Regions from separate parts of the Homo sapiens genome. Here region 1 is linked to region 2. The links are chromatin loops, found by intact Hi-C in ENCODE. Cell type or tissue: endothelial cell of umbilical vein. All regions are shown on one strand. Each heading gives the region's core, and the rest is flanking DNA. Links, peaks and the distances in the headings are about the cores only. Region 1 overlaps LDLRAD3 (low density lipoprotein receptor class A domain containing 3). Region 2 overlaps LDLRAD3 (low density lipoprotein receptor class A domain containing 3).

Region 1 (12,261 bases), core at 1,621-9,620, 76 kb before region 2:
GGGTAGAGAGGCCTCAGGAAACTTTCAATCATGGCAGAAGGCAAAGAAGAAGAAGGCACATCTTACGTGGTGGGAGCAGGAGGAAGAGAGAAAGCAAAGGGGAAGGTGCTATACACTTTTAAACAACCAGATCTCATGAGAACTCACTATCATGAGAATAGCAAGGGGGAAGTCCACCCCCATGAATCACTCACCTCCCAACAGGCCCCTCCTCCAACACTGGAATTACAATTCAACATGAGATTTGGGTGGGGACACAGAGCCAAACCATATCACTCCATTTCCAAAAAGGGCATGTGAATGGACCCACTCAACTCCTGGGTGCAGGTGCAGTCAAGATTTTGTCCTGACATGATTTGCTTAATGCAAATTCCCAGTTCCTTAGCATTTAAAGGAAGGGCAGTTTGGATTCATAGTGAAGGAACAATGACAGGACTTCCCATTAAAAATGTCTATTACCCTTCACAAGGGACTTTCCTTTGCAATATCATGTGGATTTCTCAATGCTGCTTGAAGAGATAATGACTATTACAACCATTTTGTAGACAAGACACTGATTTTTGGTAAGACACACTGATATGTGTGAAGTCACAAGATCAGGAGCAGAGCTGAGACTTGATCTCAGATCTTTGGACTCTAGATCCAGTGCTCATTTCTCCCACAACTCATTGGGCTGAATATTGGATTAGTTAGGATCTTTGCTGCAAATGATGAAGCCTATTTTGCTGATTTAAACAGAAAAGGAATTCATTAAGTGACTTGAAGAGTTTCTGGGAGGGCCAGAGGATTGGGCTTGAGCAGAAGTCATTATTCTCAAAGTATTGGGGTAGTCAGACACGTGGCTTCACAGTCTTCTCCATGAGCTTACTTGTTGCAATACCATTTTGAAGTCTTCATGTAGCAGCACCTTCTTGGCCTTCCTTGCCAGCTCATTTCTCCATCTGTCCCAGGCCCCAGGCTAGTGGCCTTGGAGATAATGTCCCAGATCCTCCAACTTTCCAGACCATCCCTCCACCAGCTCTTTCTGCAACAGGATAAGCCCTAATTTCCATATGAAATCCCTTATTCCTGTAATACTTGTAGTGGCTCTGACTGATCCCAGCTGATACACCAGGCAAGCACAAACATCATTTTCATGAAAAGATCACTTATTAGATCTAAGCCAAGCCAGCAAGTGGGGTCAAGACATTCACATTCAATCATTTCCTGGTAACTGAGGGCTGAGTTATTTAAGCAGTTTATTTTTCATGTAAAAGGAGGCTGGCCCTGTCTTCTCTTTCTATAATTTCTTACCTCTTTTCCCTGTTTGAACAAAGTGTCAGTTTCTTATCTCCAAACTGGGGATGCCACCATTTTCAAATAGAATCTGCGGTCCTATCCCTGGGAAGTTGCCTGGCATGTCGGTGTGCTCTTAGTTGATTCACAGACTAGCACACCAAGAACACACTTCCAAGATGGTCTGGCCCAAGTCCTCTTGCAAAAGAGTCATACCTATTGAGGGGTCACCAAAAGAGCAGGCCCCCAGGTGGGCATGTGTTCAGGTACCACCTCCATCACTTAGTCCCATTCTTCACATTCCAGTGTATTGTTTATTATTTCAAGGTATTTCAACTCACCTTCCCAAGTTCTCATGTACTGCTTTAGTCTAGGGATCAATCAGTATCTTGGTCAAGAAGGAGTCTGGTACTTCCATCTTCCACGAATCTCAGTGTGGCCACAGCTGAGGTCCCAAAGACATCAATAGCAATATTCCAAGTGGCTGTGGCTCCTGATGGTTCTCTGATGGGGAAGAGTATTCTAGGGATCTTGAGAAGCTGTTCCAGTAAAGGGAACAGCAAGAACAAAGTTTGGGAGCTGAGAGTCTGCCTGGTAGGTTCGAACCAGGAGGGTGGTCAGGATAGCTGGAGCAGGGTAAGGGAGAAGGGAGAAGCCAGGTGGTGGAAAGTCCCATAGACTAGCATTTTGATCTTTCTCCGCAGTGAGTTGACAATTATTCAAAGAATCTGAGAATAGGCTGTGAGCGGTGGTGTGTGCCTGGAAAAGTTATTCAAAGATTCTGAGAATAGGCTGGGAGTGCTGGTGTGTGCCTGGAATCATGGCATTTTGGGAGGTAAAGGTGGGCGGATCGCTTGAGCTCAGGAGTTTGAGGCCAGCCTGGGCAACATGGCAAAACCCCATCTCTACAAAAAACACAAAAATTAGCTGGGCATGTTAGCCCATGCCTGCAGTCCCAGATACTCGGGAGGCTGAGGTGGGAAGTTCACTTGAGCCCGGGAGGTTGAGGCTGCAGCGAGCAGAGATCATGCCACTGCACTCCAGCCTGGGTGACAGAATGAGACCCTGTCAATAAATAAATAAATAAATAAATAAATAAAGAAAAGAAAAGAAAGAGATTCTGAAAATAGGCCAAAGGGAGGCAATCTAGGGGAGAGATGATATGAGCTGTGTGGGGTTGAAAAGTTGTCATTCTAGAAAAGCCAAATTTGGACCTGACAGAAATTTTCACCAGATCCCAGATCTTGGATCTGATTAGATGGAATGGTTGGGTGTCTTCTTTCAGAAGGGAAAGAAGAGTGCAAACACAGGTTTGGTCACCAGCACCAAAATCCATTTCTGGTTCTTCCTGGACACACAGCTAATCTAACTTCTCAGCCTCTCTTACAGGTAGGTCTGACCATGGGACTGACCAGGCTCTGTGCAATGAAATGTGAGTGAAGGTGTGTGTTGCTTCCAGGTCTGGCCCGTAAACACTGCCCATGCATGTGTGCTCCTTGGAATGCCTTTTCTCTGCTGGCTCACTGGGATGACTCACCGTCAACGGTGACCTTGAAAAGCATGTAAAGTCAAATACAGCCTGATATTAGAACTTTAGAGTGAATTATCCTTGCTCAGACTATAAACTCAGCCCAACTGAGGCATCAGTAATATTTAAATTAACATGCTTCCTCCAATATTTCATCACAGCTCCCCATGATTATACCTTCAAGCTCTCAATATAATGGAAACTCAGCCCCTCAGCTCCAGTGACACAAGCTGTTCCAAAATTTCTAGTGGATGGTTCTCTAGATATTGACACATCCTAACTTTCAGGTATAGACAAATGGTTAACTATGGAAAGCCTCATTAACTGCATGCATACTTGAGTCTAGGTCTTTAGGTAGCTTGATAAGGGTGATGAATGGGAATATATTTCTGATCCATCAGCTTAAAAATACTGTGAAGGATGGGGAAACTCTTGGCAGGATAATTGCCCCATTTCAGTGGTTGGGAGACAGTTCTGAGCCCAAGAGATATTTGGGGTATCTTTAGGGTAGAATTCCTCCTACACAGCTTATTCATGACCGTCTCACAAAAGTATACATGATCCAACCCCAACTTGAAACTAACCTTGCCTCATAGGTTTAAGGAAAGGCTGTTGAGTCTCCTGAAATTTTCACTGCAACGTTGCCTCTGTTTCTTTCAGACCATATAATGCCCATGGTTACATTGTCTGAAGCTTGTAGTTGTCTGCTATTTTCTTATGTATATTACAAATTGTACCAGCCAGTTGTGAGTCCCATTCTTTGGTGGGGGTTTACAGCAGATATATTGGTATTTGGTCTACTACCAGACTCTTTCCATATGGGAATTTTCTCTTTCCCACTTCATGTAATTCAGGTGGGGCTGTCAATCAAGGGACTGAGACCCACTCATAGTAGTGGTCACATGACCAAGAACAACCAATCGTGAGTCCGTTTAAAGGTTTCTATAGATGCTAGGAGAGAGTGCCTCTCCTGAGACTGTGAACCTGGGTTTTCTGGACTCTCTTTTCCATGAGCAAGCAGGGCTGAGAAACTGGCAAGGGAGGAACAAATTCCTAATGAAGGCTGTTGAGCAGCTGGATCCAGGTCTGCTTGAACCCAAAAGTTCCATAATCTTGGACTTGGTTGCTTTAGACAATATATCTTCTAAAATTTAATGCAATTAATCATGTATGAGTCAGATTTCTATAACTTACAACTAGGAGTTCTAATTAATGTCCTATGAACTTGTTTAGCTGTAGGATGTCAAGGGAGTCAGTATATTTTCTCACTGACCTTTTCCCTAAGGGTCTCACTGGGTGCATAGTTATGTACACTCATACACTTCCACTGCAGCCACCTGAATCTCTTTCTCATTCAATTCACTCTTAGAATCTACTGCTTTGCCTGTGGGTTGCAAGCTCAACGTAGAAAATGGACATACCACGTCACTCACTCCCATGGACCTTCTCTAAAAGACAGATTCCTGTAATCCCAGCACTTTGGGAGGCTGAGGCGGGTGGATCATGAGGTCAGGAGATCGAGACCGTCCTGGCTAACACGGTGTAATCCCGTCTCTACTAAAAATACAAAAAATTAGCTAGGTGTGGTGGTACACGCCTATTATCTCAGCTACTTGGGAGGCTGAGGCAGGAGAATCACTTGAACCTGGGAGGCAGAGGTTGCAGTGAGCCGAGATTGTGCCACTGCACTCCAGCCTGGGCAACAGAGTGAGACTCTGTCTCAAAAAAAAAAAAAAAAAGACAGATTGCTGTGTGAGTTCATGACCTTGAAGAACTCCCAGTAAGAGTAGTTTTTTGTTTTTTTTTTTTCCTAGGATTGCTATATTGAACCCAAATATTTAGGATTTCATTAAGAAAGCCTCTCTTCAGCTTAATCCTGTATCTTCTTATTTTGGAAGAGAACTAATAGGGGCCTTGAATTGTCTGCTTCATGAGTTTTTCTATTTTTAATTTTTTTTCTTTTTTGAGACGGAGTCTCGCTCTGTCACCCAGGCTAGAGTGCAGTGGCTCGATCTTGGCTCACTGCAAGCTCTGCCTCCCAGGTTCATGCCATTCTCCTGCCTCAGCCTCCCAAGTAGCTGGGACTACAGGTGCCCACCACCACGCCCGGCTAATTTTTCTTTTTTTTTGTATTTTTAGTAGAGATGGGGTTTCACCATGTTAGCCAGGAAGGTCTCAATCTCCTGGCCTCATGATCCGCCCACCTTGGCCTCCCAAAGTGCTGGGATTACAGGCGTGAGCCACCACACCCGGCCTATTTTTAATTTTTTGAGATTGGTGTCATTTCAAGGGTTCTAGTACTCCAAGCCATTAACACAACTGTTTCTTCTCTTCAGTGTCCTTAGCTTTACATCTATGAACCCAATGTGGAAGTGATCCTTTAGATTACTGACAAACCACAGCCCACAGGTCAAATCCCACCAGTAGCCTGTTTTTGTAAATAGTTTTCTTGGAACACAGCCACATCCATTCAATTTTGTATTGTCTATAGCTGCTTTTGCAGTTGCTACAGAAACCACACGGCCACAAGCCAAAAATATTTATTCTCTGGCCCTTTAGAGAAAGTTTATCAACCCCTGCTCTAGCTGAGTATTTTACAATCATTGCAAAGCACTAGCATCCATAAAAAATGCTCATCTTGGCATCCATAAAAATGGTATTCATGGCTGGGCGTGGCAGCTCACGCCTGTAATCCCAGCACTTTGGGAGGCCGAGGTGGGCGGATCACGAGGTCAGGAGGTCAAGACCATCTGGCTAACACGGTGAAATCCTGCCTCTACTAAAAATGCAAAAAAAAAAAAAAAAAAAAAAAATTAGCCGGGCATGGTGGTGGGTGCCTGTAGTCCCAGCTACTCGGGAAGCTGAGGCAGAAGAATGGCGTGAACCCGGGAGGCGGAGCTTGCAGTGAGCTGAGATCACGCCACTGCACTCCAGCCTGGGCGACAGAGCGAGACTTCATCTCAAAAAAAAGAAAAAAAAAGGTATTCATAAGGTACCTCGAGGGATGATGAAATGAGTAACTTGACAAATCTTTGGGGCTTGGGAAAGTCTACTCTACATCACTTGGGGCAGGGCATGACATAGCATATATTTGGGATACACATGCCTGACAGCCCAGTCTTCATTTGAGGAATCTGGGATCAATACATGATCCAAATCTTGGTACTGTGGGTCTTGCATTTGGATTTCCATGTGGATTTCATTTCGGCCAGGGCTGGAGTTACTGTCCCTGTTCATGATGGTGGTGCTGGTGACCTATGGGGCATCCTAACTTCCTTCCCAGGCAGATGTCCCTGCTGCATTGGCCAACATGTGGCTCCAAAACTAGACTTAAAAAAGCATAAAGATGTTCCCATCATTGATGGGGACAATCTGAGCCATTTGTGTTTTGAAACTAATTACTAGCCCACCTATCCAAGAGCTATAGTGTGCTCCTGAATATGTGGTCAGAATCTGTTACAGTTATCACAGCTACTTGTCCTTTTCCCTTGAACAATGCTGTAGCAAAGGCAGAAACACCCATCTTCCAATATGATTTCCCAGGGCCCATTACATTAACTGGTGTCCACAACTTTGCCTCTGTATTCCAATCATATCAGCTGCAGAATCCTGAAGCATCCATCACATTTTGAGGTCCCACCAACATATTCTTCCTTTTTCTCATTTTATTATGGCATAAATTCATTGCAAAAGCTATGACAGAAGTGACTGTCCACTGTTTATATTGCTATAAGGGAAATGAGTGGGTCAAGGACCATTTGCACAAACAGAAAGAATGAAACTGCAAATTTATTAGAAAGTATAAAAATTAAAAAACAAAACCAAGCCTAACCAAAACACAAAAAGCAACGACACACAACCTTTCCAGTTTACATTAACTTTGAGCGTCACACACTATTAACCACTTAGTTGCATTTTTTAAAAATGTCAATTTCAAGGTAGAGGGAGCTGAGTCAGGTAATAGGCCAGTCATCACAGTGTAACTAATTTAATGCTAAAATAAAACACGGATCTCATTTGAGAAAAAAAGAGATGAGACTATTTTCTGGTTGGCGTAGATTTAGGCAATGTATAAAAAAGCTTCCTGGTTGGAATGAGTTAAAAAATATTGCTGGCCACTAATGTGCCATCTTGAGTTGGAAAACAAACCCCCTCCCCCCCAAAAAAACCCTGCCGCTTTGGTGTCCTATTTATATATTTTTAAAAACATTCATTAAAAAAATCAAATCTATAATAAAAATGTCCCTGTTTGTTTTAAAAAAGCATTAGTAGGCATCCCTTATCTACTAAAACCATTTGTTTTTCCTAAGATGCCTGGAAGCAGAAAAGCGAGTGAGATTAACTCACTGCGCAATTAATTAAAATTAGAATTCTTTCCTCTAAACAACTTCCAGAGCACCAGAAAGAAGAAGGGGCCCCATCAAAGGGAGAAATAAAGCCCTTCTGACTCACAGGAGATGAAATGTTCAGCCAGAGTTCTAACACATTCTGGCTGTCATCAAAAGTTCTTTATTGGATTACTCAGAAAATAACTCAAGTGCTATTTTAAAAATGAAAGATACAGGCAGCTAGGTTCCTTTCCGTTTTTCTTTCTTTCTTTCTTTCTTTTTTTTTTTAAACAAAACAAAATACCAGTGGCTAGCTTTTCTGTAACATCCTTTGGATTTGGTTAAAAAAAGAAAGAAAAGTCTACAGAACAGGATCACTGAATGCCACTTTAGCCCCACTTCCTGCAGGCTCTGTTTTAATTAGCGTCAAACAGGTTACTGAACATTTCTTCAGCTGCGGAAAGAAGTTCTGAATGGGTGACAGCTGCCCGGAGTGGCTCTACCTGGTTCCATTTTACCCCTCATCAGTCAGTGTGGTTTCTTGCCAAACAACACCTAACGTTTTACCCCTTATTCCTGCAGGGAGGCGGGCCCTGTGGCTGACTGGACACAGAGAAAAAAAAGAAAAACTAGCACAAACATAGAGACTATACACGGAGGGAGAGAGGAGTCCCTCTTTCTGCTTCCTTCAAGAACTTGATAAATAATAACCTCAAAGTGCAACAATGCACAAATGTCTGGCACACAGGTTAGTCTGGAGTGACTTGTTATCACGGGGCTCAGCGGGGCAAGGGTGTGATCTCCTTTTGCATCTTTCTTTGGACCTTGTTAAAGGAAAAACAAAAAAAGAGACAGCTTTCCTATACACATATAAATAGTCCCTTAACTAGAAGGGAAAAAACAAACACACTGTTTCAAATGCATTTCTAAAAGATTTAAAATAGATCCAAATGGAAAATCTTGACTCCAAATTGTCTCTTGCCCATGTGTCTCAGAGGAGAAACTACTGGGATGTTGGGAGAGGCCTGACCCTGACCCTAACTCTAACTAGAGGTGCTGGTATTGGGACCTTGGGAAGAGGAGCGTGCACAGTGCAGGGAGCCAGGAGAGCTTGCTGGAGGTATTGAACATGGCTCTCACCTGTGATAGAAACCAGTGTCCTCAAGTCCAAATGCACAGGTAAAAAGGACTTTGCAAGTGTTAAGGGAACTTTGGAGGCCAGTGTTGAGGCTGCATGAATGAGCAAGACAGGCTGGGTGTGGGCCACAGGGACATACAGCCAGGTCAGACTTTGGGCCAACTCAAGTTAGGTCCTCATTCCTTGGCTACGGGCAGGTCAGCTGGGAGGGTGACAGTCCAGAAACCAGGTAAGTGGCTGTAGAGCCAGGGCAGGTGTAGGGTCTTGGCAGCCTGCATTTTAGGAGCTGAGAACTTGGATAAACTCATGGGAGGGGCTCCCTGCCTATTTTAGGATGAGGCTGATGATATATGCTGCTGAGGAAAGCTCTCAGAATGAGCATTCTTGGGCAAATTTCTAAAGCCAGAATTTATACAGGGTAGATGGTTTCAGAGTCCTTCACAAAACCAAAATAACGTTGCGACTGCTGAAGGGTGTTACTCACGTCCAAAGTTTTCTTTGGCCACTGACTCTGCTGAACTGGGGGCATCAAATAGGATTGTGCAAAGCAGGTTTTGATGCTCAAATGGAATTTTTTTGGGGGGGTGACCATCCAGTGATGGCCTCCTGGTTAGATCATCTAACCCAAATCCCCAAATGCTATAAGGTAACTACCCAGCAGAGAGAATTGGGTCCAGCGTCTCCTGCACTTCTGAGCATCCAATATAGCACAGAAACATTGCTCTCTCCCAGCCTATTTCAATACTGTTTTATATGCTGTCTCTCCAACAGAAACAGAATAATGTGAAAAATGAGGGTGTGATCTCGGGTCCCAAGGGAAGAGTGACCTGACAGAAAAGACGCACAACAGATCATGTCAACTGAGACGCCAGAAAAACATCTCTGAAGTCTGGGGGAGGAGGGGAATGCAGAGATAGTTAATATCCCAAACTGTAACTTGAGACACCCTTACAGGTGCTTAAAGAGCTTCCCATGAGCACAAATTGTTAGAATGGCAACAAGTCAGAGCAGATTAACCCATATGGACTTTGGAATAACTGGGACTTATACTTCTTCAGTGCCCTGGCTGGGCTCAGAGTCCCTGGGCTCAGCAGTGCCCTCCTGGGGGCCAGGCTGCCCCGGGCTGTGGCTGGTGTCTTCCACGCTCAGGAGGCTGCTGGCTGCCTGGGAGCTGGCACTGTTGGCACTCCCGGACCGGGAGCGGTAGGGGGGCAGGTCGGCTTGGTTCAGAGATTCCGTGTCAGAAGAGTAGGGCGGTGGAGGAAGGTCATACCACGCAGGCCTGTGATGGGGACAGCAGGGGGGCAGGGGCAATGGAGACAGGAAGAGAAGAGAACACATTAGGGCCAAGATAAGCCAACTTCAGCCCATTTCTGAGACAGTGTTTCCAGTGCGAAATGAGATTTTTCCCTCCAAGTACAAAGACAATTAATTCAAGGACCAGGAACCACATCGGAACAGAAAAGGCCAGTGTGTTCTGGCTGGTTGGTGTTGACCGGACGGTGCCAAAACCACATCCTCTGGGTAGAACCAGAATGAGGTCGCCCACCAAGTCCCTCGGCTCAACCTGGGTGGTTTGGCATTGCCACTCTGCTCCATCAGCCAAAAGCCCTGTGGCCAAGAGGCTGGGCTGGTATCTTGACTGGGCCTCTGATGGGAACATGGAATTGGCATTTCTATTGAAAGCCAACTCTTCCTGGCTATGAACTGGGGTGAGAGGACATCCTCTCAACACCTCGGTCTGTATCGGCAGAAGGGGCTTAAAAGGAATGAATTTAACAGAAAAGACATTTTATTTTCTAGCTCTCATTTACTGAAGGCTTCTCATGAGCCAGGCACTTTGCCATGCCCCTTACATTCCTTACCTTATTTAATGCTCACAAGAATGCTGGGAGGTGGGCATTACTTTCATGCCTGTTGCTCTGGTGAGGAAACTGAGGCACAGGGACATTCAATGTCTGGCCCAGCATCAGAAATAACTGGTAAACAGCAATGCTGGGATTTGAACCCACGCATTCTGTTTCCAGATTCAGCAATTTTAACCTTACCCTATGCTGGGTGGTCCAAATGAAGAGGTTATGAGTGGGAACTTTATTAGGTGAGGAAGGTCCTGAATTCTTACACTTATTTGCAAAGAGATCCTTAAGCGCCATCCTCTCCCCTGACCTCTGAAACTTTATTCACCTTCTATGAGGAAGGAAAACGAAGATTCAATAATGTAAGAGCTGCCATGGAAGAGGGTCCAAGGAAGAGCCCAGTCACCATCAGAACACGGCCAGCAAAATGTCTAATGCCATACACGGCAGAGCTTGAGGAAGAGGGATGCTGATCAGGAAACGGGCCCACTGCTTGCTTCAACTACAGAACTCTGCTTCCTGGCTTTATACATACTGGGAGTTCTTGTACAATTCCATTTGCAATGTGGTACTGCTTAAAAAAGCTTGAAAGTGCTCCTTTCCACCTCCTTTATTTTATAGATGAAGCCAAGCAAAGTTAAGGAACTCACTGATTCTCTCATTCATTCACTTCTTCATTTATCCATTCATTTGACAGATATTAACCAAACCTCTCACATGTACTGGGCACTGCTCTGCAGTAGCAGGTGAGGCTCAGAGCTAGTCTGTGGCCAGAACATGGACCAGCGTGACATTCCCAGGAGGAGCAGGCCAGGATCCTAACTGTATGTTCCTCAGACAAGTCATTTAACATCCCAGAGCCTCAGTTTCCTCATCTGTAGAATTTGGAAATTTCCTGATTTGTGCAACTATCACCATAATCCAGTTTTGGAACATTCCTATCAGTTTCCTCCCTCAGCGAGGTGCTAAGAGGATTAAATGAGGTGATACATGTAGAGAATTTTGCGAGGACTCGGCAAATGTCAGATGCTGCCACTGCCTATAGCAGCTGAAGCCAGGCTCTTGGCAAGACCTAAGAACCTCAGTGTGTGCACCTATTCCCCTCCCCGCAATGGATGACCTCTCCCGCCTCAATCTCTTCCATCCAGCACACACCTCTGGTCCAGCAAGGCCTCGGAGTAGGAGGGTGGGGAGCCTACTTCCGACGCATTCTGCTCCGCCTGGCTGGCCACATACTGGATGCCATTATTGACGTTGTAGGTGACGTTGCAGTGGTGGGGGTGGTCCAGGACCACCAGGCGGGACAGCAGCACAGGGTGCTGCAGCCGGTGCACGGGCAGCGTCATGAGGTTGTTCCGCTTCCGCTGGTGGTGCAAGACCAGTGCCAGCAGGGCCACCACCAGCACAAAAATGACGGAGCTGCCGATGATGGCATAGGTGATGCTGGGGTAATACACAAGTTGGTTCTCTGAAGTCACAAACACCTGCCCACTGCCGGGTTCTGAGAAACCCAAGAGAGGAGAGAAAAGAGAGAAGGTTACCAGTTTGGCTAATCTTTGTGTTTCAACATCAGCCCCAGAACTTGCATGCGAATGTTCACAGTAGCCCTATTCACAATAGCCAAAAAGTGGAAACCGCCCAAATGTCCACCAACCGATGAACGGATAAACAAAACGTGGTACATCCACCCAAAGGAATATTATTCAGCCATAAAAAGTTAATAAATACTGATACATGCTACTGCATGGATGGACCTCAAAAACATGATGCAGTGAACTAAGCCAGACACAAAAGATCACATATTGTAAGATTCTGTATATACAAAATTTCCAGGAAAGGCAATTTTACAGAGACAGAAAGTAGATTAGTGGTTGCCTGGAGTGGGAAAGAGAATGGGGATTAACAGTCAATGGGTATGAGGAATCTTGTTGGGGTGACGGGAATGTCCCGAAACTGGTTTATGGTGATGGTTGCACAAATTGGTAAATTTCCCCCCCGCAAAATCACTGAACTGTAAACTTAAAATGGGCAAATTTTAAGTACTGCAAATAATATCTCAATTAAGTTGTTTTAAAAAGTATCATATGCTATCCAGGGAACAGGAGTGAGAGTTCTTGTAGCAGAAATCCGTTCTTT
Region 2 (12,261 bases), core at 2,350-10,349:
AAGCTAATTCAAACCAGGCTGGGCTAAGCCACACCTCGGTGCTGTGTATTAAGAAGAATGGGTCTGCTGAATAATCAGAGTGGAGAAAGTGGCAGCAGTCAGGGGGATGTTTAATTGCTGGAAGGGAATAGACTCTTTTCAGGCTCCATTTATAGCCAAGCAATCCATCTACCAATTACAGGCAAGTTCTTATCCAGACATTAAAGCAGGCAACTGCCTGTGTTGGAAATCAACCAAAACTGCTTATCTTCAGCCTTCCATAATTCCAGACCTTTTGCTGATCCGCCCTGGCTTCTCGCCTAATGCGTTTGCATTGCTTTTTCTGCTCCCACTTTTAGCCCCTAGAGTTTACCCTGATATCAAACACCCATGAAGACACACAGGCAAGGCAGTGAGCAGATCTTTGTTTTAACTGCTTGGGGAAGGAAGAAGCTGTTTGGTCTCTTGGGTCTGTATTTGGCCTGCTGAACATCACAGCTGCTGAGCCCTTGTGGATAGGATCCAGATATAACGACAACCCTGTTTCCCCCTTTGCATTTGAAATATTCCAGAAAGGGAGACTGTCATGAGAAGGGGATGGGGGAAGCTGCAAAGTTAGCCAATGCATTTTAAAAATGGAGACTCCATACCAAATTGGGCATTTCCATTGCAAATCAAGCATTCACTGGGCCCACCATTAGCCAAGCTCAGGATCCTGGCTAATTAAGTCAGTCTCCAGTGGGAAGCTATAGACTTAGGGACCACGGCTTAGCTCCAGTCTGAGAAGCTCACGGCTAAGGCTCTGCTTCATTCTTCATGCAATGTCTAGCAAATCAAAGCTAATGTGAGGAGCACAGCCACAGCTGACTGGGCCTCCCCTCAGTCATGTGCACTCAAAGCCCAGGGCACCACTGATTCACATGTCATTTCCCTGCATTAACATTCTGTCTGGGTTCTAGCTTCACACTCAACAAGTCTATTGCAAGCTATAAATCAGGAGACGAAGGACAGGGTGGTGTGCCAAGACATGTTCTCAGACATGGTGCACAGTGACAGAAACCATCTTAATAATGCGATCTTTAGAGACTCAAGGAAGATCGGACATGCTGTCATTTCTCCCTTGATGAGGAATCCTGCCAGGGAGAAGTGACTGATATCCCAATTCTTCAAAAATGCATCTTTCTAAAAATGTAGATGAAACTTACAAAAATAGCTTTGATGCTCCTCCAACTCAACTTTTTCCCCAGCACCCTGCCCCCACCGTGGCTTAAAAATACCACGCCAGGAATTTATATTTGGTTCAAAGTTGCTTAGCACATCGAGGCTAAATACAGCTTATACACCAATTTTGCTTCCAAAATTACTTACTTGTAAATGTATAAAACCGTTAACGGAATGATTTATAGTTTTACTTCAGTTCTTTCATTACTGATTTGCAGAGATCTCTCTAGGGGTGATTATTTTTGGATATTTCTAAGTCTGCGGACTGCACAACTCTCGATAGATGTTAACTCATTCTCAGAGAGCCTCATCGTAACTGAATTATGCATCTCATTCATTTAAACATTTAATGAACACCCATGAAGCATTAAGTACAGCAGGGCACACAAAGCTGACTAAGGCAAGGGCTTGTGTCCTCAAGAACTTACACTTGTTCTCAGTCATCTTGTAAGCTGGGAGATGTGTTGATACAGTGGCTAAATTTAGTGGCAAAATAAAACTTCCCTGGTCTGAAGCCCAGGTTGTATATGTCTACCAATGTATCTTACCGCTCTTCTGTAAGAGGAATTTGCCGGGACTGAAGTGGAGTTGGCCTCTGAAGATTGTTGTACTCCATCCATCCATCCATCCATCCATCCATCCCAAAATGAATCAACAGAATGTAGACTCCACAAGGGTAGGGATTTTTATCTGTTTCCCCCACATTTATAAACACATCTACAGATATGTATTTAGAAATATATCTACAGGTATGTATTTATAAATACATCATATATTTATATGATGGCCTGTCTGCTATTTGTAAAAGTTTGTATCTCACCCTGCTAGCAGGAAGCAGTTGCCAGAGCCTGATTTCTACTTGGAACAAAATCACTCTGAAGTTCCATTTCCTCATTTAGAAAATGGGGATAGTATTATAGATGCCATAGGATTCCTGGGAGGAATCAAAGGGGTAATATAAGAAATGTACTTTACACACAGTGCCTGGTACCCTAAAGCTCTTGACTAATGTGGAGTATCTTCCCCTCTCTGCTACAGGAAAGGGAAATCAGAAAGAATGGGAAGCCCTCACTGTGCACAGAAGGAGAGACGGGCATTCTGAGAGCTTCAAGATCCTGCTTCTGGCCAGGCGCGGTGGCTCACGCCTGTAATCCCAGCACTTTGGGAGGCTGAGGTGGGCAGATCACCTGAGGTCAGGCGTTCAAGACCAGCCTGGCCAACATGGTGAAACCCTATTTCTACTGAAAATACAGAAATTAGCTGGGTGTGGTTGCAGGTGCCTGTAATCCCAACTACTCGGGAGGGTGAGGCAGGAGAATCACTTGAACCTGGGAGGCGGAGGTTGCAGTGAGCCCAGATTGCGCCATTGCACTCCAGCCTGGGCAACAAGAGCGAAACTCTGTCCCTCCCCACGCCAAAAAAAAGATCCTGTTTCCATTTCGAGTTCTCACTAAGTCATTGTGTGACTTTGAGCTGGTCACTAACGCATTTTCAGTCCCGATTTCTTCTATGTGAAAATACTTTTTAAAACTGAAAACCAATATGAAAGGGTAAACGATACCTATGAAAAGAACCAGACAGCATTATTTTATTCAAAGATCCTCTCTGACAAGCAGAGTTCCTGGGTTGAACGATGGGCCAAAAATTTTTTAAGGGAAAAAACTGACCCCTGAGAGCCTCATTAAAAGAAAGATAAACTCCCAGGAACCATATTTTATTTTTTGCTGCAAGGCTAAATATGGGTTAAGAGGAAAAAATAACTGCTGGGATAAGCATTCATGTATCTTATAATTAAATATTTCAAGGAGGATTTGGTGCAACAGGGGTCGCTAAGCTGCCATTCACTCCCACGGGCCTTATCTCCTCTGGCTGGGAAATCACGCTGGCTTTCTGTGAGCGTGATTTTCCCCCAGGATTCACTGGGCCACGTCCCTCGAGGCTGGCCCACACAAAGGGCAGAGGGGACTGAGAACAAAGATGCGGTGCCTGCAATACGTCCCACAAAACAGCAAGCTGGAATTTTATCACGTTCACTTCACCAGGACGTTCATTCACCACACAGATTCAGGTTTATTCTTTGCATCTCAGGCAAGAACAGGGAAGGGAGATGCTTTTCTTTCTGTCAGACTGTGGCTTATCTGCCTCGCTCACAGCCAGTAAGGCCACGGATTTATAAATTTTCCTGCAACGGTCTTATCAACCACTAGCAATGTGCAGCAACGTGGGACTGAGTGTTTTCAAGGGGGTCCCAACAAAAGCCCTGCGGCTCTGTGTTGCTGATGAGTTGCCGGAGGACTCACTACTGGGCAGGGAACATAAGACTCAGGCTTGGGATGGAAGGAGAGGAAGGAACCGTCCTGGCCCTCCAGGGTAGGGGTGGTTATTCTGTGGGCAAAGGTCATAGGCCTTTGCCACCTTGATTCTTGTCCCCTGAGTTCTCCTTTTTTTTTGAGGGCCTCGCTCTGTTGCCAGGCTGGAGTGCAGTGGCATGATCTGGGCTTACTGCAGCCTCAACCTCCCAAGCTCAAGCAATCCTCCCACCTCAGCTTCCCATGTAGCTGGGACTACAGGAGCATGTCACCACATCTGGCTTTTTTTTTTTTTTTTTTTTTTTTAGTTTCTGTAAAGACGGTGTTTTACTATGTTGACCAGGCTGGTCTTGAACTCCTGGCCTCAAGTGATCCTTCTGCCTTGGCTTCCCCTGGGATTACAGCAGTGAGCCACCGCATCTGGCTCCTTTTTCTTTTTAGAGACAGGGTCTGACTCTGTTGCTCAGGCTGGAGTCCAGTGGCGTGCTCACGGCTCACCGCAGAATCAACCTCCCGAGCTCAGGTGATCCTCCCACCTCGGCTTCTCCAGTAGCTGGGACTACAGGCAAACACCACCATACCCAGCAAGTTTTTTAAAATTTTTATATAGATGGGGGTCTCACTATGTTGCCCAGGCTGGTCTCAAATTCCTGGGCTCAAGCGATGCTTCGGCCTTCGTGTCCTAAGTGCTGGGATTACAGCCATGAACGACCACACCCGGCCAAGTTCTTTTTCAATGGAATTGTCAACATGTATCACTGTCACTATCTCCTTATCTCACTGTTCTTCTTCTTCCTCATTTCTATTCAAATCTGAGTAACAGTTCAGCCCTTCCTTTAATTTCCACAATTTAAGAAAGCAGCCAACACGTACAAAATTACAATTAGAAAAACTGGTGTTCTCTTGCACAGTAGGGCAGCTATAGTTAATAATAATGTATTGTATATTTCAAAATAGCTAGACCTTTCTGAATGTAGTCACCAAAAGAAATGACACACATATAAGGTGATGGATGTGCCAATTACCCTGATTTGATCATTACACAACGTATACATGGATTACAACACATTGTACCCTGTAAATATGTACAATTATTACGTATCAATTAAAAAAAATAAAAGACAGTTGTAGTAAGAAGAGGCTATCATTTTAACAGCATTAATTCATTCATTTATTCATTCCACAAAGTCTTCAGTGAGCATCTGTCACACCACAGGCACTGCTCCAGCTGATGGGATATGATGATATACAGAACAGAAATTCCTGCCCTCACAGAATTTACATGGTAGTGGGCAGAGACAGAGAGTAGATATAATAAAAAGTTATAGGGTATATTGTTTGGGAGAAGATAATAAATGCTGTGGCAAAAAAAAAAAAAAAAAAGCCCAGAACATGGTAAGTGGAACGAAGAGGGAGCGGGGTTGGTGATGGGTTGCAATTTTAAACAGGGGGTGGGGATGGGGATGGGGTTCTCCTTGAGAGGGTGGCACCTGATAAAGAGCTGAAGGTGGACCCTTGGGTATATGGAAGACAGGTGTTCTAAGTGAACAGAACAGCAAGTGCAAAGATCCTGGGGTGAGAGAGTCTTTGGTGCATTTGAGGAAGAGCAAGGGGGCTTTTTCCTTAAAATTCAATGAAACTCAAAGGGAATTACCCCCGGACAGTGACGTGCCTGGAACTCTCACAGCTGAGGCAGCTCTCATAACTCATGTGCTGAGGCTATCTTCATAGACTATCCCACTGGAATGTTTTTTCAACATCAGGTCTCAACCAAATAGTATAATAAGTACAGAAACTAACATAGTGGGTCAGGGCCAGCATAAAACGAAAAGAAGGGAATAGAATGTATTAAAAAATACCTGCGTCAGTGTGCTGAATGTAGAATGACTTCCTATCTGTATATTTGTGATATAAAAGTAGTTCTTATTGTAGGTTGGGGTCCAAATTGCTTAACAGCTACTAACCAACAGGTTACCTTCTACTGAGTCCCCAACTTGCCTCCTTGTAGCAGTGCCTTCTGCTCCCAGAACCTGGAAGCATCTACCCGTGACAGATCTAGATTCCTTATAATCTAAGCTCAAAAAGAGGCTCAGAGAGAAAAAGATGTTTCCTCAACCACCAGACCTTGCCTGTCTCAGCAACAACTGAAATGGAGACACTCCGCTCCCTCCAAAAGACAGACACCCTGCTTCCCACCCAGGGGCTATATCTTCCTGTGATGGTCCCAATGGCTCCTACTCCACTAGAATTTTAAGACACTCAAAACAGAGACCCGCAAAATAGTAGGGGCTCCCTTCCCTTATCATGACCCCCAATCCACAGAGTGGAGTTTAACTCATGGGCAGTTTGCTGGAAAATAACTCCCTGGCCTAACCAATGTTCATCTGTTCTCTGGGCCAAGAACCCCATGGTTCATTTGGGACTTTAAAAACTGACTAAATAAAAAGAAATTTTAAAAATCAACAAAAGTGCAACAGAACCACTCACAAGCTGCAATGTGGGAAACTCTTCAATTAACTCCCTCTCAAGTTTTTCTCTTCTGACAAGACCAAGTTTGTCTGGCATCCCCCAGAGGTCTCCCTTTATCTGGACAACTCATTTTGAGTTTTTGGACTACATCCTGCACTAAGCAGGAAATTATTAATGTTCCCGTTTAAAGGCATGAGGGGGCAGAGATCCTCTATGATGGTTTCGGGGGTGCAGGAAACTGTATACAATCTGGAGACCCCATCAGCCCCTTACAGCATTACTGGGAGCATTCTGAATGGGGTCCTCTCTTTCCAGCAGGAGACCAAAAGATTGCCCTTAATAGAATTGTTTAAATTGCCTAAAATTGCTGCTTCTATTCCAGGCTGAAAATTACAGCCCTTACGCTGTTTCCCATCCTCTCCCCAGGGTTACTCAGTGCCCCAGAGGAGATCTGTACTAACAACATCATCAACAAAACCTGAATGTACTTTGTGTGGAGAAAAATATTTGCAGCTTTTCAACCAGATCCGAAAAGGCAGTGACTGACATACACACGTTCTCCCAAATGAATTCAGATTTTCCTTTTTTTTTGGCATGACAAAACAAATTACCAGCTTGATTTATGTTGCCTTCTGAAATGTTACAAATCAAATGCTAAAAATCTCTGAAACCATATCATGCTGAAGATGATGAATGCTGATCTTCCTTCTTTGTCATTTTCTGCCAGCTGGGTGGGTGCCATGAGGAGGGGAGGGGATGATGAAGAAGTTATTGTTGCCAAATAATGCCACATCAGGGTGTGAGTGTTGAGACAGTCATTTCCTTACCTTAACTCCCCTCTAAGAGAAGGCTGTGTGTGGGTAAACAAACAAAACCCAATCTGTGTATATTTCAAGGACGTAGATCTTCTGAAAACTGCTGTTTACTGCAGTGAGACAGCACTGCCTTGGGAGACCCAACTTCTTTCAGCTCATGCTAACAATGGCAAATGGGTGGACCTGATCCAAGTGGCCCTGTACTGCCCCATCCATGTTCTGCCAAGGCACCTGGCCCTACCCAGGGTCCTGCTGGGCAGAGCTGGCTATACGAACAAACTTGGGCTTTGAGTTTGCAGTGACAATGTGTATGTGCAAACAGCTCTTCAGTTGGGGATCGTGCCACTCCAAAGGAATCACAAGCTGCTTTGGATTCAATCTTGAAGCCTCAACCAAGACTGCCAACTACTGGCGGTCTTTTTTATCCCTTCAGGTGCTTAGCTGTTGATGAGGTTATACAATTTCCACTCAGTACGTTCTTCTCAACGAAAGCAAAGGACTTCTGACACATCGCAAGGCTCTACCTCGAATCAGCAGAGTCAATCTCTTGTATGGAGTCTCTAAAAACTGCTCCCTGGGTGATTCTAATGTGCAACTAGGATTGAGAACCACTAAAGAAATGGTGAGGCAGAACATGACTCATCTAAGAACATAATTTCCCAGCTCAAAGCTCTTTCCTCCACAGAGCCCTGCAGGTGGCCACATGCTACTATTGCTGGCTCAGCTTCTTAAAGGCAGGGGGAAGGCAGGCCCAGGACTTTTAAGGACCAAGACTAGGCTCCAACAGAGGATTTTCTAGATAGGCGCATCCCACTCTAGTTTCCATTGAAAAAAATCTTGCTACGCACCTACTATGAGCCAGGCGGGTACCCCTGGGAATAACAGGGGTGAACAAGAGGCCCCTGCTGTATCCTAAAGTGATGGATAACTATGTTCTTGAACTAGGCTAAGTGCTTTGCATTCTCTCATTGTCTCATTTAATCCTTACCACTAGTCTGTGAAGTACGTATTATTATCCTTATTTTACAGAGGAAGAAACTAAGGCTCAGAAACATTAAGCCACTTGCTCAAGGTCACACAGCTGGGAAATAACACAAGTCTGACTTGTTCCAGGCACGGAGGCCAGCGTGGGGAGAAAACAGGGAGCAAAGATGAGCTGGGGAACAGACGCGGAAGTCAATATAACTATGACTTCAGCGGGCTCTCTCCAAACAAAGTTTTAGATGAAATTCTTTAAACAAGAAGGAAGAAAATAATTTGGAATTTCTGGCAACATTTTGAGGCAGAGCTTCAAAGGACCCGGATAAATAATGAATGTCACTGAAAGGCCACAGAGCAGAGGGGCAGAATCACATGCTCGCCATGCCAAGAGCTGCTGAAGAAAGAAAATACTTGACAGCGTGATCTGTGGGTTGTTAACAGCATCTGAAAATCTTTCTAGGTCAGCAGATTTCCTAGACAGCTGTGATCCACTCTGGGGAGACTGTCAGCCATTGATTAATTCCTAATCAATGAGAAAGCAAATGATGGCAAATGAACCAGCCTGAACTGGAAAGATTGTGGGTCTGGGGTAAAAGGCCATCCTCTTCCCAGCAGAATTCAAAGTAAGGGCAAGGGTGAGAGGGTGGAAAACAGGGAAATGGGGAAGAGGAGGAGCTGCCCAAGGAAAGAGGACAGGAAGGGAGAGAGAGAAGCAGACAGACAGATGGACTGGGCCTAAAGACAGCATGAGCTCCTGGGAGAGGGACTTGTGGTAGAGGCCAGGGGAGACTGCCTGGGGTCACCTGGTGGTTGGTTTGTCCATGATGGAAAATTTTGTCTCAAATGAGGCTGTCATTAGGATGCACATGGATGTCCCTCTGACATAAGTTCCAAGAAAATTAACCAATAGGAACTGAATGATAAGACATGAAACAGATTCCTAATTAAGTTACCTGACTCCAGACTGACTGCAGCTGCAGGTTCTGAAATGGGTTTGCATGGGAGGCTACAGGCAGTATGGAATGGGGGAAAATAACGGGGTTTTTGGTCAATTAAGTTCAGGAAACACAGGTTAGACAACAACAAACAATTTCTTTTCCCTACGACTTCTCTAAACCTCTGTTGTGATTTCTAAGATTGGGAAAGTGCCTCCCAAATTCATGTGACCACAGGCGGAGCTGCTTGTGGATTTAGGGTTCTAAGGAACATGCTTTAGGAAAGCTACTTGGGTACAAAGGGAATAAGTGGGGTCCAAGAGCCCCTAGGCTGTGCCACCTGGGGTCTAGTCATCTCTTGGACACTAACAGTGGGTCACCATTTACCTGTCCTGGCTCACCCGCAGGCTGGGTACATCAGTGGTGGTAGTATCATGGGCACATTCTTCAAATTTAAGTCCCCCAGATGTTTAAAGGTGTGACTTACTTTCAGTCGGTGTGGCATTCTCTGAGCTCAAAATTGGGACTCTTTAAGAATGCCAGAATGCGAGAGAACATTCTGGATGAACTCATCTCTTTACAAAAAGAAGAACAGAGGCCGAGGAAGTCAAGCAGTTTATGCCAAAGTCTCTGGGACAACTCAGTGGTTGAGACACAACTGGAACCCGAGGCTTCTGGCCTTCAGTCTGGGATGAAGGTGCCTCTCCAACTCCCCCACACCCCACTGAAGGCACAATTCCAACCAATGTTTAAAAACTTAGAAGAACAGTATCCTTGAACTGTTGGAGAGGTGGTAAATTCTACTTTCCCATGGCCCGCCTACCTCTTGTTAGTCTATCGATGACACTTGCACATGATTTATCCTGTTAAAAAAAAACATTAACAAGCAAAGCAAGCTAGAGAAACCCCCTAATGGCAGGAATTTAAACATTTGCCCACCACTAGAGCAAATAAATATGCACATAGCTGCATTCCTCCCTTCTCCTTTGTTCAAGAAGCAGAAAAAAATAAGGCCAAAAGAGAGCACTTGGGAAATGGGTCACTGGGATTGCAAAAAGGGATGTTCCACTTAGCCATTCAAAATGTGTCTTGCTAATTAAGAACATGTACTTGGTAACAGGGTCTACCTTTATGACAAATTTACAGACAGATCCAGAAATAGATCAACCAAGGTAATCCAGAGACAAGCCTCAATGTCCTAAGAGAGGGAGGGGTGCCAACTGACCCAGCAAAAGGTCTGGGAAAGCAGAGATACCCCCAACTGTGTTCAATTAAAAGTTCTCTCCCACAGCAACCAGAGCCAGCCAGTGCTCAGACAGAAACTTATATGGAATTTACTCATCTTGCTTGACAATAATCTCCGGTCCCTCCTGGGCTCAAGTGCTTTCTGCAGCAATGTTAGGTGGCATTTATTCACTCCTGAAGTATACATTCAACAAATATTTGCTGCAGGAGGACCTGTTCTGAGAAGTGGGGATACCACATCTACAACTCAGAGTTCCTATGCCCATGGAGCACATCCTGGTCAAGCACCCCGACTATGCTGGGCATCTCTCGGCGTCCTCCAAGAACCCGAAGCCATTAAGTGTTACTAACCCCTTTGTTGGAGATCCTGAGGCTCAGAGTGAGAAAATAACTTGCCACAAATCCATGGTAAATGGCAGATTCAGGAGTGGAACCCAGGTGAGCAGGACCTCAGAGTATTCATCCACAAACCTTAATCATCCCTGCCTCAATTAAGAAAGGAGACTGCTTGATTGTACCCTTGACTGAAAGCTTCCTCTCCCTCTTTGTTGGAGGTCCCCAAGAGCACCCCAATTGTGAAGATTTGCTAAGAGGACTCACAGGACTCAGCATATACTTGTACTCACAGGCACAATGTATTAGAGCAAAAGGTTACAGAGCAAAAATAGCATGGAAAAAGGTGCATGGAGTAAAGTCTGGGGGAAACCAGGTGCAAGCTGTCAAGCGTCCCAACTATTTATCCTAAAACAGACCTGCTATTTCAACTTTTTTCTGCACACCTTTCTGTTAGAAAAGCTGATCTGTGCAAATGGCCAAAGGGAGTTGGAAGCAGACAAAGCCAGAAGTATAGATGAAACCCTCCCTGAAAGAAGAATGGATGAATTTGTAAAACAGACTATATGGAGGATTTTTTTGGTGGGAGTGAATAGGGACACGGGTAGGGGCTGGGTGATTTCATTATGAAAGAGGTTTGGAAAGGGGAAAGCACTGGCACCAGCATCAGAGGACCTAAGGCTCTGTTTGACTTAAGGTCAATTCCTATCGCTAACGAGCTGTGTGACTGTGGCCAAGTCACTTAACCTCTCTGGTTTTCTCATCTGTAAAATGAGACGAAAGCTGAATTAGATAAACCTCTAATGGTCTTTCTGTCTCTGATAGCATCTGGTTTTATAACTGACTAGAGATTTTCTTTAAAATGGAAAGATTCCCTGGTGAATTTAGAAAATGACTCAATTCCACACAGCTTTCAGGAGCACGTGTATCACAAAGTGAGACTCATCTATGGATTCTTTAGCTAAAGGAAAAGGAAAGTGTGTGTTGGAGGGAAAGAGAGCATTTCTCAGCCAAGTGGCCAATTTGCGGTTTCAGTTCCCTTAGGAGGCGTTTGGAAATTCAGCATTCCTTGGTTCTACCAGTTTTTACCTCACTCAGGAAAAGGGAGTTGGATGGGCTGGTTTGGGAAGCTGGTGGTGGTCACAGAAGTCACTGCAGACACTTTGGGGTAATTTTCTCCAAGTCATCCAGCTAAAGTGTTGGGGTCAAGTCTATGAAGCTCTCTGGTAGCCCCAGCTCATGATCTAGCATTTCCTTGTAGTGGTACTAAGAGACAAGACAATAGTACTCAGTGGGCTGGGAGGAACTGTTTATTTTCCTTCCTTTTATTCTATTGATTGATTGTAAAGTCTAGCCTGCTTGGTAGAATTCATGCTAGCGCCAGGGTCTCTACTACAGACACTGATGTGTAACTGGCACTAGACAGGACTGGGGATTTTGACCAATATACATTTATCAAGCTCAATGGAGGAGGTGGAAGACTAAAAACAATTCAAAGTGGGATCCCGCCCTCACGGAACTTAGCATCTATTAAGGAGGGAGCGGAGTGCCATGGAAAGACCATGGGCTTTGGAAAGAGACCTGAGTTGACTACAGCCCAGCCCAATTGTTTACTAGCTATGTGGCCCTGGGCAAGAAACTTAACATTTGTAGCCTTAGTTTCCTTCTTCGTAAAATGGCGGTAACAGAGTCCAACTGTTAGGGCTGAGATTATCTATATGAAGGTCTTGGCACAGTGGCCAGCAGTGCCTCTCTTCTGTATTCGATGTAAATGGCACCCCCTGAAGTTTTGCGATGTGCACCCCTGGCCCATCTTACTACACAATACTGTGTATTGTGTAGTAAGTGCTCAATACACAGTAGCTGCTATTATGACTGTCTCTAATGTTACCATGTGGGTACATCAGAGCTGGGATAGAATTCAGGTCATTCCCAGATATGAGCATGATTCACTGAAACAGCACCATGTGAATT

The links. A loop is a pair of places that touch in the nucleus more often than their neighbours do. Peaks named below come from ENCODE experiments on the same cell type or tissue, not always from the same donor. Only the 100,000 strongest peaks of a DNase experiment are listed, where the experiment ranks them.
Region 1: it touches region 2 in a loop (8-fold over the local background); 2 of 110 quality-filtered maps call a loop at or near these places.

The regions. Positions count from the first base shown.
Region 1 is chr11:36,226,450-36,238,710 of GRCh38, reverse strand. LDLRAD3 (low density lipoprotein receptor class A domain containing 3) reads right to left here. Exons shown (of 6, transcript NM_174902.4): 5 at 11,281-11,626; 6 at 6,575-9,551. The coding sequence ends at 9,314. Among named protein-coding and RNA genes, the nearest start is that of COMMD9, 57 kb to the left of the region's middle. RefSeq lists a silencer at 1,218-1,512. In endothelial cell of umbilical vein, for the core only: no CTCF peak of the experiment used is centred there; DNase peaks (open chromatin) are centred at 5,280 and 7,180.
Region 2 is chr11:36,151,157-36,163,417 of GRCh38, reverse strand. The region is part of intron 4 of LDLRAD3 (low density lipoprotein receptor class A domain containing 3); the gene reads right to left. Among named protein-coding and RNA genes, the nearest start is that of COMMD9, 130 kb to the left of the region's middle. RefSeq lists an enhancer at 9,892-10,061. In endothelial cell of umbilical vein, for the core only: no CTCF peak of the experiment used is centred there; a DNase peak (open chromatin) is centred at 6,977; H3K27ac peaks cover 2,729 bases.